Linked DNA regions of Mus musculus: region 2 is linked to region 1. The links are chromatin loops, found by intact Hi-C in ENCODE. Cell type or tissue: heart. All regions are shown on one strand.

Region 1 (8,000 bases):
AGAGCTGGAGAAGAAGCTGAAAGAGGATGCTGAGAAGGATGCCCGCACTGTGAAACTGCTGCTTCTGGGTAGGGGTGTGGGCCAGCGATGGGGAGGGGACAGCTGCCGGGCAGTCAGGCTAGGCAAACAGCCTCTCCTTGAAGCAGGGATTCCTTAGACGGAGGAAGAATGACAGTGTGGTGGGAGCCATTCCCAGGCAAGGCCAGGTGATGATGTCATAGTCCCCAAGGCAAGGATCCCAAGATAATTTCTTGGGACCCTTTTTTTTAAAAAAAAGATTTATTTTATGTAGGTGAGTACACTGTCGCTCTCTTAGACACACCATAAGAGGGCATCGGATCCCATTAAAGATGGTTGTGAGCCATCATGTGGTTGCTGGGAATTGAACTCAGGACCTCTGGTAAAGCAGTCAGTGCTCTTAACCACTGAGCCATCTCTCCAGCCCCTGGGGACACTCTTCTCTGCAGAAGGGTATACCAAACACCATTGTATGAATGTGTGTGTTCAGGCACATTTTGCCCTCAGACTATAGCTGTGGGTTTTCCAGGCCTGCTCAGCAAGGTATTCTTGGCTTTTCTTTCTCTCTTGAGAATAAGGTCTGAGAATAACTCTAGGATCACCCAGGTCCACAAAGGCACTGGGTGCCAGAACTTGGTCATCAGTAGACCTGTGAGACAGCTTTTAAAAGTGGAAAGATGCCAGGCAGTGGTGGCGCAGGCCTTCAATCCCAGCACTGGGAGGCAAGAACAAGTGACTCTCTGAGTCTGAGGCTAGCCTGGTCTACAGAGTGAGTTCCAGAATAGCCAGGCTTACACAAAAGGAAAAAAGGAAGTGGAAAGATATTGAGGCCTACATGGGATAAATAAAGCCAACCTCATGATCCCGTGGGTATTGAGGGGACATGCGGGTACCATTGCTTAACCCCAAAGGGAAAGTTGCTGCTTTAGAAGGGCAGCCAGAGGTACTAAGCCAGAGCCCCAAGAGAAAGGCCAAAGCTAAGCCGGAAATCCCATTAATTGTATCCAACACCCTTAAGGAGTGCAGGCTCAGAAAGGATATCGGCTCTGTCCTCTCCCCCATCTAAGGATGCTAATTCCCTCTGAGTCTCTCAGAGACATCTCCCTAGTTTCAGGTGAAAAGCAGAGGCTGGTCCATTCGGATAGTCCTATGCATGTGGTACTGAAAATCTCCACAAGGTGGCACTAGAGGGTCTTATTTTGATCTCGCAGCATACTAAAGACTTTCTTTTTTTTTTTTTTTTTTAAAGATTTATTTATTATTATATGTAACTACACTGTAGCTGTCTTCAGACACACCAGAAGAGGGAGTCAGATCTTGTTACAGATGGTTGTGAGCCACCATGTGGTTGCTGGGATTTTGAACTCTGGACCTTCGGAAGAGCAGTCGGGTGCTCTTACCCACTGAGCCATCTCACCAGCCCGACTTTCTTTACACAACAGAGTTTTGGGACGCCTCCTCCTTCCCACTGGACACAGTTGAGGTCCCTTAACTGATGTAGGTCCCTTTTGTCACTTACAGCCATTTTTCTTCAGGTTTTTTTTTTTTTTCTTCGAGACAGGGTTTCTCTGTTATAGCCCTGGCTGTCCTGGAACTCACTCTGTAAACCTCGAACTCAGAAATTCGCCTGCCTCTGCCTTCCAAGTGCTGGGATTAAAGGCGTGCGCCACCACGCCCGGCTTTCTTCAGGGGTCTTAAAGACTTTACTTTGAATAGAGATGAGGGCAATGATGATACTTTGACTATCTAGAGGTCTAGTTGGCACCCCAGGGCTCTGATCCAAAAGAAGTGCGGCTCTGAAGCACAGCTTTCCTTTCAGGTGCCGGTGAATCCGGGAAGAGCACTATTGTCAAACAGATGAAGTGAGTGTTCCCTGCCCATCCTAAGGCCCCCTAGTGGTGGGTGGGTGCATGCACATCAGAACCTGTCCTTCCCTACTTGCCCAGGTGGCTCTAACTTTGCTGGTCTTGGCTACAGGATTATCCACCAGGACGGGTATTCGCTGGAGGAATGCCTCGAGTTCATTGCCATCATCTACGGCAACACTCTGCAGTCCATCCTGGCCATCGTTCGGGCTATGACCACGCTCAACATTCAGTATGGAGATTCAGCCCGGCAGGTGAGGCAGGAGGCAGGCTGATGATGGTTAGGCTCATGGCACCTAGCTAGGCTCAGATTCACAACCACTACCCTGCCCCACCACTAGGATGATGCCCGGAAGCTCATGCACATGGCAGATACTATTGAGGAAGGCACAATGCCCAAGGAGATGTCAGACATCATTCAGCGCTTGTGGAAGGACTCGGGTATCCAAGCTTGCTTTGACCGAGCCTCAGAATACCAGCTCAATGACTCCGCCGGCTAGTGAGTACACATGTAGATGCAGGAGGGCAGGGGAGGTGAGTAGGCAGGACCCCGCGGGTGTGATCGCCCACGCCACTCACCCACTCGGACCGGGTGGTCTTCTTCAGCTATCTCTCAGACCTAGAGCGTCTGGTGACTCCAGGATATGTGCCCACTGAGCAGGACGTGTTGCGTTCTCGTGTCAAAACCACTGGTATTATCGAGACTCAATTCTCCTTCAAGGACCTCAACTTCAGGTAAGGCCCCTGCGCTAGGAGCACAGCTGGACTCACTGGGACGTCAGTGTCTTGAGTGAAGGTCCTTGCCAGGAGAAAGGCTGGTCATTTCAGATGCCAAGCGAGATGAGGGCTCTCCAGCTAGCTTAGGAGGACGGGGGTGGGGTTGGGGGGCAGTGGGCATATCCAGGTGACCGACCAGACACACCGATCTAAATCCGGACCCGGCTCTACCCGACAGAATGTTCGATGTGGGCGGGCAGCGTTCCGAGCGCAAAAAGTGGATCCACTGCTTTGAGGGTGTGACGTGCATCATTTTCATCGCTGCGCTGAGCGCTTACGACATGGTGCTGGTGGAGGACGACGAAGTGGTGAGTGCCAAGTGGGACCTGAGTGTTTGAGAAGGGAGGTGGAGCCCTGGGGAGGGGGGCGGACGAGGGCGGGGTGGGAGCCAGTGAGACTCACGGAACAGAAGCTGTCTGGGAGCCGTTGGTGTCGGGAGGGCAGAGACCCAGGGGCAGCTGCTTGCGTAGCCTGATGCCCAACAGCCGCTCCCCTCCCCAGAACCGAATGCACGAGAGCCTGCACCTGTTCAACAGCATCTGCAATCATCGCTACTTCGCCACAACGTCTATCGTGCTCTTCCTCAACAAGAAGGACGTTTTCTCCGAGAAGATAAAAAAGGCACACCTCAGCATCTGCTTCCCCGACTACGATGGTGAGATCCCTAGGCCCGGCCGCCAGGCGGTGCCCCAGTCCCACGATTCCCGCCGCGCGCGCCTTCCCGCGGGAGAAGGTCTTCCCGCGCAGAGCGAATGCTGCTCTTCTGCCGCAGGACCTAACACTTACGAGGATGCCGGCAACTACATCAAAGTGCAGTTCCTGGAGCTTAACATGCGACGTGATGTGAAGGAGATCTATTCCCACATGACGTGCGCTACCGACACACAGAACGTCAAGTTTGTCTTTGACGCTGTCACCGACATTATCATCAAGGAGAACCTCAAAGACTGCGGGCTCTTCTGAGGTGGAGTCCTAGCTAGCCAGACTTTCCGCCATCCTTCGCCTTAATCTCAGGGCGCTAATCCTGCCCCTAGTTCCTCATTAGGTTCACTGCTTCAGACTGACTGCCGCACTCCTAAGCCCCGCCCCACTGCTCTCAGGTTCCACCCATTACCAGAAGCCCCTCCCCCTATTCATTAGCTCAACATCTTTTCATCCCTTCCCAACCTCCAGATGCACTGATTCCAGGGCTGCCCCCATCCCCGCCCCATCCCATTTATTTTGCTGTTCAAGGAGCCTGAGATTCCATTTCTTCTTCTCTTCACAGGTACCTGAATTCAGGTGTGTCTCTTGCCCTGAGATTCTGTAGCCCTGCAGCCCTGTAGCCCTGTAGTCCCCTCAAATACCGTCCTTTCCACAAGCTGCTGCTCTTGTAGCCACACACCCAAAGGCATGAGGCTTGCAGTGCAGACCCTCCCCCAAGTACCCAACTCGACCCTGCTTTTCACCGCCTGGCTGCACTGGCCTCTTGGACCTACAGCAGCCAGCCTGAGCTAGGACACCTCAGGACTTGGGACAGCTGGAACTCACAGTGACTCAGCAGTGCCCTAGTGACCCGTCTGTCTCCAGCCTCTTCTGCTACCCCCAGCAGCAGCAGCAGCTCACCAGCAGATCCCCATTCCACAAACAGCCCTCCCTCACCAGTTTCCACGAAGGACTTGAGGTATCCCTCCCTCAAGCAGTAGGCCGGTCCAGCCTGCTACCTGCATATGACAAGTCCAACACGTGTCCACCCAGTGGTTAGTGACTGTCCCTCCCAGTAGCCTGAGGACTCCAAAGTCCAAGCTCTGGTTTTTGAAGCCTCGTATAGAGAAGTGAGTGACTTTGACGTGGGTGCCAGGGAAAGAAAGACACAAGCCAAACCCATTCCCGAACATCAGACTCAGGGTTTCTCCAGTCCCTTCTCCCTCTGGGTCTTGCCCCTCTGTCCTTGGACACTTCCACACCACACCTCATCCACCCACACACAATACTCAGGGCTGGCTGGTCAAGGTATGCTGTATTGAAGGAGGGTATTATTGACATAGCTATGACCAATAATGAAGCCATGCTGAGGGGTGGCTCAGAGCAGAGTCCAACCCCTATTGATCAACCATGGGCAAAGAATATCCCATGTGAGGTTACAGGCAATTCCATGTGACCATGTTGTCCCTCCTGATTCAGGGCCCATTCCTTAGGAGGGAGAACTGAAAACCAGGCCTAAACCATTAGAGACAATGTCCCCCAACCCCCAGCCACTTCTACAACCTTTGCTTAAGCCTGTGGACCAGAGCCAGTGCTGCTGGAAGAGGCAAGATGCTTCTGGACAGCAAGACTAGGGCACAACCTCTCCCTCCCTTAGCTAGCTGCAGACTCAGCAATAAACCTTTGCACCAGATCTGCTGTCCTTCCTTGGGTCGGCGGGGGAAACTCAACCATTCTGTGTCCTGTACATTTATTAAGGTCCTAATACTAGACATCAGTGATGTAGGGTTCCCAGTACTAGACATCAGTCATGTAGGAAGATTACCTTCTTCCAAGGTAAAGGATCCAGCCTGTCATGGGCTGTGGGATCTCAGAGGGGATTAGTGGATCCAACTCATGGCGTCAGACAGAGGCTGAAGGATATGGAAAACATTACTGGGACAGGTTATGATCAAGAAGGAGTTTTTGCTTACTTGTTTTATGAAACAGGGTCTTACTGGGTAGCCTAGGCTGGCTTTGAACTCACCATCTTCCTGCCTCTGAGTGCTGGGATTATAGGCATGCCTCTTGGATGGCACCTAGTGCCAGGGCATGTGAGACAGATGTTCATCTGACAGATCATAGAATGCATAAGAGCTGGCTGAGCACTTGGAACTGTGGGCACAGGAGCTCAGCGAAGCAGAGAAACAAAAGATGGTGGAAGACAGCGGACAGGGCCAAATGCCAGGAGAGGACTTACAAGAAGCTCTCAAAGCTCGGACGTGAGTGTAGCTAGGATTAGGGTGAGGCAAAGGAGACTCATCACCTCCAGAACAGCAGTGGCAGCCAGGGGCTGGTGCACTAGCTCATGATCTGAATCCCAGCACTCAGAGAGCAGAGGCAGGTGGACCTGTGTGAGCTTGAGACTCTCTGTCTAAGTAGCAAGTTCCAGGCCAGTCAGGGCTACATAGTGACACACACACATACACACACACACACACACACACACACACACACACACAAAGAGATGCTCAGCAGTTTTTTTTTTATTACGTATTTTCCTCAATTACATTTCCAATGCTATCCCAAAAGTCCCCCACACCCTCCCCCCCCCACTCCCCTACCCACCCATCCCCATTTTTTGGCCCTGGCGTTCCCCTGTACTGGGGCATATAAAGTTTGCCTGTCCAATGGGCCTCTCTTTCCAGTGATGGCCTACTAAGCCATCTTTTGATACATATGCAGCTAGAGTCAAGAACTCCGGGGTAGTGGTTAGTTCATAATGTTGCACCTACAGGGTTGCAGATCTCTTTAGCTCCTTGGATACTTTCTCTAGCTCCTCCATTGGGGACCCTGTGATCCATCCAATAGTTGACTGTGAGCATCCACTTCTGTGTTTGCTAGGCCCCGACCTAGTCTCACAAGAGACAGCTATATCACAGTCCTTGCAACAAACGCTTGCTAGTGTATGCAATGGTGGATGCTCAGCAGTTAATAACACATAATGCTTTTACAGAGGACCTGAGCTCAGTTCCCACAGCAGGCTGTTCACAACCACCTGTTGCTCTAGGTCCAGAGGATCTGATGCCTTCTTTTAGCTTTAGAAGGCACCTGGACTCACATCCACATATCCCCACATGCATAGACCCACGTAAAGATAAATAATTAGCAAAATAAGCGGTTGTTGTTGTTTTAATTTGGGTACTGGAGAGAGATGGCTCAGCACTTAAGAGCACTGGCTGCTCTTCCAGGGGACCTGGTTTTAGTTCTCAGCACCACATGGTAACTCATAACCACTTGTAACTCCCATTCCAAGGAACTCAATATCTTCTGCTGGCTTCTGTGGGCACCCTGCATACACATGGTACACACATGGTACATAGACACCCCTACAGGCAAACACCCACAGGCATAAAGTAAAATAATTTTTTAACATTTTTAGTTGGGTGTCTTGGCACACATCTTTGCTCCCCACACTCCAAAGGTGAGGCAGGTGAATCTCTGTGAGTTTGAGGCCAGCCTGGTTTACACAGTGAGTTCCAAGACATCCAGAGCGACATAGAGAGATAATGGCTTTAAAAAGGCAAAAAATTTAATCTTAAAAAAAAAATTAGTTGGGTAGTGGTGGCACACCCCTTTAATCCCAGAGGCAGTCAGATCTTTGTAGATTTGAGGCCAGCCTGGTCTACATAGCAAGTTCTAGGACAACCTACACAAAGAACTATACAAAGAAACACTGTGTAAAAAAAAAAAACAAAAAAACAAAAAACAAAACAAAAACAAACAAACAAAAAAAAAAAACAAAAGCAAATGCCACAACTGAAACAAAGAAGTCAGGAAGTGGCATGGTGGCAGAAGCCTTTGGTCTGCCGAGGCAGGCTGACTTCCTTGAGTTTGAGGCCACCCTGATCTACACAGCAAGTTTCAGGCTAACCAGGGCTACATAGAAAAACTCTGTCAGTAATTTTTTTTCTTTTTTTTCTTTCCTTCTTTCCTTTTCTTTTTTCTTCTCCTCTGTCTTCCACATTTGCACTTCGGCATGCACCATAACATAAAGAAAAATCTCTGTGCCTAGATATGCTTTCTCTTTCTTTACATACTTAAAGAACAAACACCCATATTTTATTTGCACTATAAAATACTGGACATTGAGTATTTGGGAGGATCAGGGTTCAGGCCCTCCTCAAATTGATAGCATGAAGTATGTGAGACTCTGTCTTCAAAAAATGATCAAAATGTCACGGATACCACAGGAAGACCTACAGAGTCAACTAACCTAGGCCCATGCTCACAAAAACTGAGTGACCCAACCATAGAGCATGCATAGGCTGCACCTAGGCCCCCTGAACATGTATAACAGATGTGCAGCTTGGTCTTCATGTGCCTCCCATAACAACTGGAGCAGGGGCTGCCTCAGACTCTGTTGCCTGCCTTTGGATCCCTTTGCCCTGGCTGGACTGACTGGTCAGGCCTCAGTGGGGGAGGAGGGGCTCCCTGTGCCAAGGTGGGTTGAAACCCATGGGGGCGGGTATGGAGGAGGAGGGGGTGGGAGTAGAGGAGGGAGGGAGGGGGCTGTAACAGGACTTAAAGTGAATTAATTAATTAATGAGAAAAATGCCAAAAGAAGAACAAAGCAATGACGGTTTGGAAAGTAGCCTTCCTTGGCTTTCTAGTAAG
Region 2 (8,000 bases), 69 kb after region 1:
CAGAAACAGGCCGGGCCAGCCGGGAGGCTAGAAGGCTGGCAAGACGGAGCTAGGGTGGTGCTGTGGACCCCGGGCCAGGAGCTTCATCCCTGTGAACTCCTGTGAGTCAAGTCAGGATGTAGAAGCAAGAAGGCACTGTGGAGGGTGACCCCAGGGTCCCAGCCCAGAGGCAAGAGGCAGGTAGGATCTTATCCTATCTTCAACAAGACTTAGAATAGGATCCCTGAGGAATGTTTTTGGGTGCTGCTAGGAGTGAACTTTTGAGAATTCTGGGGGATCCCTAGGGGAGGGATCCCTGAGCACAAGGATTGGAGGGTGGAGAAAAGTAGCTATGCAGAGTAGGAAGTGGGAGAGGAGCTGAGCCTGAGGCTAAGATGGTAGCCATGACCTAGCAGGGTTTCCCTCATCAGAAGAGGCCCAGAGCTGTGCTGGCAATAGCACTCATCTGCACTGTGCCTCTAGCGTGCACCAGCCTGCTCAGCCGAGGGGGTTATAGAAGCGACTGACCAGGGATAGCTAGGAAGAGTGAGCCTGTAAGGTTGGCAGGTGGTGGCGCGTGCCTTTAATGCCAGCATTTGGGAGTTCAAAGCTAGCTTGGTCTACAAACCAAGTTCTAGAAAAGCCAGAGCTTTACAGAGAAATCCTGTCTTGGGGATGTGGGGGAGGGGTTAGTTGATCACTACACAGGTTCTGGGCAGTCCCCTCAGCATCTTCAACTCCTATCAGAGCATACAGAGGATGCCCCACACACGCATAAGTCAGGGTTTCCAGGAAGGCTCTCTCTATCCAACTTAGGGGATGTAGTATTTATGTAAATGCCATTTATGTAAATGGCTGTTGATCAGTACAGAGTGCTCTACAGTATTTTTTGCAGCTTTCCTGGTATAGCCCCTTCCTCAAAGGCTGTAAAGAACGGGGCCCCACCCCCACTCCCCGGCTTCCCCATCCCACTCTACTGGGCAATGAAGAAAACAGGAGTGTGGAACTGTGATGTGGCTGGTTGAGGGGGGGGGACTCCCCATCCCAGAGGGGCTGACCTCAGCCTGGGAGGAATGTGCACGAGGGAGGGAGGGAGGGCGGGAACGCAGGGGTGGAGCCAGTAGGGGGAGGGCCACAGTGAAAGGCCCAAGGCTCCTGGTGGTGGCCCCTCCTGCCACCCCTCCACCTCAGCTCTGACATGGCCCACTGAAGGGAAGGGCAAGAGGCAAGGAGGGGAGGAACTGATCTTTCCAAAAGGTGGGCCGGGGGTCCCCTGGACCATGGTGGCCAGGCTTGGGGTTTGTGGGTGGGGAATGTCCTGACAGACCCTTGACTTTTTCCCAGATTGCCTGGGGGCAGGTGGTATACTGTTGGGGGAATTAGGCTTCCTGGGGCTCCTAGTCCTCGTGGCAGTGCCTTACCACCCCCTGGCACTAAGCTCCAGTTCTCAGAGTCTCATGACCTAGTGCCCACGTGGCCAGCGGGGGGAAGGTTGCAAGGTGGAGCCATCGTTGATTGCAAAAGCAGGTGTCAGTAGGGAGCCTGCAATCCCACCCAGCCCAGGACACTGGCATGACCGACCAGCACAGCCACCATCAAAAGGGTGTTGGGTGTCCTACGGAGCCACCACGCTACCACAGGGAGCCCAGGCATGGTGCAGAGGTGGCTCGGTAGTGAGGCAAGGTGGGCAGGCAAGTGCAGAGACTTGGTGCAACTATCCAGTTATCTCCAAAAGGAAAAGACAGAGCTTTGGTAGGCTGTACTGTCAATGCACAGTCCGCAGGGAGAACCCAAGCAGACCTGTGCTAGTGGATGTCCCCAAGATAGAGGCTCAAGCAGGAGTAGGGACCCCAGCTGCCTCTCTGGGTTTCAGACCAAGACTGCCTTATTCCAGAATCTTTAGAAAGTCCAGTTATGACACCCGGGTACTGGCATCTGAAGTGCTGCCTTTTAGGGGAGCCCCACCTTAAATCCAACAGGATGAAACCCAGCAGTAGGGAGCAGGAAAGAGATCCTCTCACCTCTCACTCTTCAAGGGAGGAGACATAGCTACGGGAGCAAGTCACCTGGCTAAAGAGGGCCAGAGGCAGCTCGTGCCCTTGAGCTGGGAAGTGAGAGCCCCCGGTTGTCAGAAAGGTGGGGGGGGGGGCCTCTGGCACTGCCTCCTGGTGTGAATACCAGCGCTGGTGCCTGGCATAAAAGAAAAGAGATTGGGTCCTTGAGTCTGGAGAACTGGAGTCAGTCTGGGCAGACCAGGGACACAGCAGGGGTGACCAGGGGCCTCCAGGCGGCACTTGCTGCTGGGTGGAAAATTGTAAACAGCCAAAGAATGTTGTTTGCTTGCATGAGGCCAGGGGAGGCTGCCCAGGTCCTTGGAGAGAGGCAGCGAGCCCAGGAGCAGAGTAGGGCCTTATCCTAGAAACCTAGGCTCCTTTCTGAACACCCCTGGCCCTTGTCCCCCAGCGGCTAGACAGGTAGGCCAAGAACACTAGATCCTAAAGCTCCTGGAGAGATAAGTCTCCCCTTATCTCTGTCTGTGTCCCCTTATCTCTGATTGGATGACGTCCAGGCGGTATTAACAAAACTGCACAGTTGCAGCGCCAAGGCACCTGTGCCATACAACCGTACAGCCGTGGCTGGGGGCCTTCTGACCCCTGAGGGCAGTCTTGGGGAGAGTGAGGCAACATCCAGCCCTTTAAAGTGCTCCCAAGACTTCAAACAGGGAGTGGTTTTCAGAATAAGCTATACAACAAAACCCTAAGTACTTCCCAGCCTGGGCACCAAAGTCAATTGTAGGAGTCCTTCCTGTCTGAAAACTGTCTGCCACACTCCTGGCCCAGCCCCTGAGAAGCAGGGGTAGGTAAAGCAAGAAGTTGAGGGCCATCCTTGATTAATGATAAGTTCGAGGCCAGCCCAGGCTATAGAAGACCCTGGCCTTCAAACAAACAAAAGCAACCCTACAAACCCCTCTCGGGTACATGGTTCTGGGTTTGATGGATAGGGCAGTCTTGCCAGCTTGGAAGAGAGCGGGAGTCCATGGGTCATTCACCTTTCCAACATCTGCCCCAAGCTCCACCCTAGCTGGGCTCTGAGGATGGGCCCACATTCTCAGCATCTCCTGAGCCTCCCCTCCCCCCTCCTCCCCCTTTCCTGCCTGGCTGTCATTGTGTGTGTGTGTGTGGGGGGGCAGACAGCTGAGGTCCAATTGGTAAGAAAGTGACAGGCTGGGGCCCAGAAGAGGAGAGGAGAGCTCCTTCCCTGACCTCTGACCACTGTCCTAGCCAGCTCCTGGGACCTGAGCTTGCTGTGGAGTGTACAGTCATCCCTTAGCTGTGGAGGGACAGGTAAGGACCTGGGGTGCCTGGCCCACCATTCCTGCTGCCTGCTGCACAGAACTGTCAGGGATGGTCTCGGCTGATTCTTCCTGCTTTGCCTTATCTTAGTGACAGGTTTCTGGAACTATATCCTTGGGGCACCCTTCACCTTGAAACCCAGAAGGAGAGGGCCATCTTTACCTGCCCAACCCTTGCTCTCATTCCACTCCTGCGGGGCCACCGGTCTCCAGCCAGTCCCAGCTGCCTGTGCCGGTCACCCGATCCACCCTGTAGCCCTGCAAACTTTATGGTATTCGGGGCGGTGGCTGGCCTGGTGGAGGCGGGGGCTTTTACTTAAAGGAACCGTCAGAGGGTGCCCTGTGGGCCCTAGCCTTCTTCCCTTCCCCAGGACAAGAGGGGTCAAGGTGGGAGACCCCTGTCAGAGTTCTTGGTGGAGTGTGGGAAGGCAGCCTTGTCAGCCTCACAGACTTCTAGTACCTGAGAAAAGGTGCAGGCAAGTGTGACCAGATGAAAGGAAAGGGGGGCAGGGGAGAATCGGGTCCTGGCCTGGGAGGGGTCCAGGAACTGGTGTGTGTGTTGGGAGGGGGGGGTAGAAAGTGAATTGAGGGGAGAGCTTCAACCCAGCCAGCAGCTAATTTCCTTCTTTAATCACACTGGGACCTTGGCTCGAGTGCCCCACTGTCCTGTGTACTTCTGTAAGGGAGAGCTGTAGGAGCCAGAGCCTGGATCTACCTGAGTGTGCCAGGCAAGGCGTCTGGTTCAGTGGAGGGGCTCAACAATGACAGGGAAACTTAAGACCCTGAAATGGCAGGGACTTTGAGGGCAAATAATTGTTCCACCTGGAGCTTTAATTTAAGTGAGCCAGAACCGTCCATGGGCCTCAGTCCTCGCTTGGGTCTCTGTGTGCCCGGCTCCTTCTAACCCTCAGGCTACAGAGAGGAATCGGTCACAAAAACTGGGTCTGCTGGATTTGGCCTGAGTCTGGATCAGGGCCCTGAGAAGAATAGATGGCACTTGTCAACGGAAGCGATCGATGCGGCTTTTGTGTTCACTTGCATGTCCGCTGTGCCTGCACACACACCTGCCCATGTGCACATATGTGATTCATGTGCTGAACAGGCAGATTTAATGCTGGCACACACTTGACTAGATGTATACACACGGCACCGCGTGTTAAGTATACAGATTTGTACGTCAGCTTATATCTACATAGGTGTGACACCTGCTTGCTCATAGACATGTATGCATATGGACACGCACACACGCTCATGTATACATACATGTGTTCGGGTATGTGTGTTCACAAAGGGACCCTCAGAAATATATTCATATCCGTAGTCACCCACAACCTTGGATCCAGTCCCCAAAGTGCCCCTGCATTTCCCTGCCTGCCGGTCTGTGGGTACACGGCCACCTCCTGAGGCCTCGCCCCCCCCTCCACCCACTCTCCTGCAGCAACTGCTTTGCTCTTTGCACTTGGTGCCCTCTGGAATGACCACAGGATCTGACTCTCATCTGTCGGCTCTTCGCCCTTTACTGCCTGGGGACCTTGTCCGCATCATCAGTATCCTTGTCTCTGCCCCAGGCTGGCATGAAGTGGGTGCACAGTGTTTGTGAATTAACGTCTGTGAGTGTGTGTGCGGAGGGGAGGTTACTGAGGGTGACGTGGTGGGGCGGGTGCCTGCCAATGCAGGGTGACCCTGAGGGTGTGCCCGGTGTGGGTGTGTCTCTGATTGTGGCCAGGCGGGGCACCCTTGGTGGAGAGGAAACGGTATGCGACCCCCCAGCCTCTATCCCTAGGGGCTGTAATCTGATCCCTTGGGACTCCCCCGTGCCCTCCCACCCGCCCTTACCCTCTCTGCTTTGCTGCGGACTCTTCTCTTCCAGATCCTGGGGCAGAGTCCAGGACTGCTGAAGGCTCCTCCACACACGCCTGCTGAACCCTGAGCGCCCTGAGCTGCCGGCATGGGGCGGGCTGAGGCCGCCGCCATGATCCCAGGCCTGGCCCTTCTCTGGGTAGCAGGGCTAGGGGATACTGCCCCTAACCTTCCCCGCCTTCGGCTCTCCTTTCAAGGTAGGTGCACCTGGCAGATGGAGGGGCCGGCTTGAACAGGAAAAGGGCCCGATATGGAAAGACTTGCTGGTGCCAGTATGCGCATCCTCACTACTTGTTGGGTTGTGGGTTTTCTTGGGCCATCTCCAGTTAACCCTGTCCTAGCCTCAGCCCCCAACCTCTCTGCCCACATTCTGCTCATGTTTTCCCAAGGAGGACCCCTACTGTCTCCATAGCAACAGTCCCTGCCTCCGACTCATCCCCCCCCCCCCCATCCCAAAGCATTCCATGACTCTTCAGTAGTTAAGTCCAGGTTTGGGGACTGTCAGAGCCCCTTTCTTATACTCCTTGCACACAGGGGTGGTCCCTGGGCACAGAGTGGCATTTGCTGGTCAATTCTGCTAAATCCAAGCTAGCGGTAGGATGACAGGGAAGGGACCCCCAGCCTGACATTTTAGGGATGGATTCTGTCCTGTCAGTTGTCTTCCTTTTGCCTCTCCTAGAACCCTGCTGTCCATAAGCCTGCCTTCCAGCATGCCAGCCCACTTGCCTACACATGTTTTCCCAAACCTGTTTTCCCCTTTCCGGGGGGCATGCACCACCCACCCTGTGACTCTGTACATGCACCCGGGTGGGCCAGTCTTCATATGTGTAAGCTCACATCCACCTACGTGTCCATGTGTGTGTCTTGGGTCACACAAATAACCTTGGTCTGCAGATAGACGACCAGGCAGGGCCTTGAGGAAGTTCCTGGCACTGTTACGTACTGAGAAGTATCTCTCCCTGCAGAATTACAGGCCCGGCATGGTGTCCGAACCTTCAGGCTGGAGCGGACCTGCTGTTATGAAGCCTTGCTGGTGGATGAGGAGCGTGGACGCCTGTTTGTGGGTGCTGAGAACCACGTGGCTTCCCTCAGCCTGGACAACATCAGCAAGCGAGCCAAGAAGGTGCCCGGGACCCCTAACCTTACTCAGCGTCAGTGCTGGCTCAGGAAAAAGCCTTAGGGTCCCAATCCAGTCTGTCTAGACTCTAGAGAATCTCCAAGGGGTGGGCAACTGAATAGAGAAACCCCCAAAATAAAGAGCGCCCCAAATCCCTAACCTGTGTTCCCTCCCCATAGCTGGCCTGGCCCGCCCCCGTGGAATGGCGTGAAGAATGCAACTGGGCAGGGAAGGACATTGGTGTGAGTGTGGGCTACTCGAAGGGGAGTGTGCAGAAGAGAGTTGGGCCCCCCCATCCCAGGGCTGAGAGAGAGGCTAGCCTGTTATGGCTGGGGTAGGGGCAGGGAGGTCAAGGCAGATAAGGCAGTGACTCAGGGTGGGAGCTTATATGATTCTTCTTGGGGGGGGGCTCTGAGTCACAGGGGGAGCTGTGTGTATCTATACTTCCTCATGTAGTTACCCTGTGAAGGTAGATTGTCACGAAGGCCACTCAGGTCCCTGTAACTCATGTTAGTACTTCCCTGGGCTGATGCAGAAGAGAGACAGGATGGGGATGCCCCTAGTGACCTGCAACTCCTTCGGGCTGCCTCCCTGGGGAAAGCCTGACTGCACCCGCCCCACCTGCCCACCAGACCGAGTGCATGAACTTCGTGAAGCTGCTGCACACCTACAACCACACCCACTTGCTGGCCTGTGGCACAGGGGCTTTCCACCCAACCTGTGCCTTTGTGGAGGTGGGCCACCGGCTGGAGGTAAGACCAGGACTAAACAGTGGAGAGATGGGAAGGGTGACAAAGGACCTGACATTAACAACTCCCCTGCCCTGCCCCCAGGAACCCATGCTTCAACTGGACCGGAGGAAACTTGAGGACGGCAAGGGGAAGACTCCTTATGACCCAAGGCATCGGGCTGCCTCGGTGCTGGTGGGTGAGTCCAAAGGCTGGCACCCAATAGAACTCTAGAACCCTTTAGAAGTTCTAGAACTTCACGTGTCCCAGGAGCACCCCCCCCCCAGAGCTCATAGCTGGCTGAGTACCCCTTTGTCCTGTCTGCAGGGGAAGAACTGTATTCTGGGGTGACAGCAGACCTTATGGGCCGGGACTTTACCATCTTTCGAAGCCTTGGTCAGAATCCGAGTCTCCGAACAGAGCCCCATGATTCCCGCTGGCTCAATGGTGAGACACTGGTGGGGACCCTGGGAGGGGGCTGCCCTCCTCCGATAGGGAAGGTGCCACAGAATGAGGGAGCCACATTGAAGTCTCTCCATGTATCTACTATAATCCCTGAGCCAGAGGCACAGAGGCAGAGGCAGGCAGGAGTCTTTGAGCCCATGGGTCTTGGAGCCAGGATATGCTGAGGTACATGCCAGTGGCCGTGCAAGATGAAAGAACAGAAAAGGAAAAAGGTGTCTGGGTTGAATAAGGGAAGCTATTGTTGGGAGGGGCTGTGGGTTATTAATAGCTTCCAGAACACAAGAAAGCCAGCCAACAGAACTGGATGAGCATTCTAGGTAAGGGAAATGATGAGCGCAAAGGCCCTGAGGCAAAAAACCAGCAAAGATAAGGCTCAAGCAACTAGCATTGATAGGAAACTCAGACTCTCAAGGGCTGGAGTCCTTTAGCATGGGACAGCATGAGAAACCGAAACAGGAACAGGGAGTATTTGATCTGCTAGGGAGGAAGATTTGTGAAT

Evidence for each region. A loop is a pair of places that touch in the nucleus more often than their neighbours do. Peaks named below come from ENCODE experiments on the same cell type or tissue, not always from the same donor. Only the 100,000 strongest peaks of a DNase experiment are listed, where the experiment ranks them.
Region 2: it touches region 1 in a loop (5-fold over the local background); 21 of 42 quality-filtered maps call a loop at or near these places.

What each region holds. Positions count from the first base shown.
Region 1 is chr9:107,671,511-107,679,510 of GRCm38, reverse strand. It overlaps Gnat1 (guanine nucleotide binding protein, alpha transducing 1), which reads left to right. Exons shown (of 9, transcript NM_008140.3): 1 at 1-68; 2 at 1,838-1,880; 3 at 1,996-2,137; 4 at 2,225-2,382; 5 at 2,490-2,618; 6 at 2,839-2,968; 7 at 3,162-3,315; 8 at 3,433-3,624; 9 at 3,928-5,074. The coding sequence ends at 3,623. Among named protein-coding and RNA genes, the nearest start is that of Gnat1, 4.1 kb to the left of the region's middle. In heart, CTCF peaks have their summits at 1,149 (motif pointing right), 1,913 (motif pointing left) and 3,340; DNase peaks (open chromatin) are centred at 1,180, 2,040, 3,080, 4,235 and 1 weaker place; H3K4me3 peaks cover 1,279 bases; H3K27ac peaks cover 349 bases; H3K27me3 peaks cover 4,621 bases.
Region 2 is chr9:107,602,357-107,610,356 of GRCm38, reverse strand. It overlaps Sema3b (sema domain, immunoglobulin domain (Ig), short basic domain, secreted, (semaphorin) 3B), which reads left to right and starts at 1,116. Exons shown (of 20, transcript NM_001042779.2): 1 at 1,116-1,236; 2 at 3,265-3,323; 3 at 4,770-4,910; 4 at 5,202-5,388; 5 at 6,157-6,314; 6 at 6,488-6,550; 7 at 6,941-7,060; 8 at 7,142-7,235; 9 at 7,364-7,483. The coding sequence starts at 5,280. In heart, no CTCF peak of the experiment used is centred here; DNase peaks (open chromatin) are centred at 1,166, 3,606, 4,887, 6,953 and 1 weaker place; H3K4me3 peaks cover 3,626 bases; H3K27ac peaks cover 6,258 bases; H3K27me3 peaks cover 510 bases.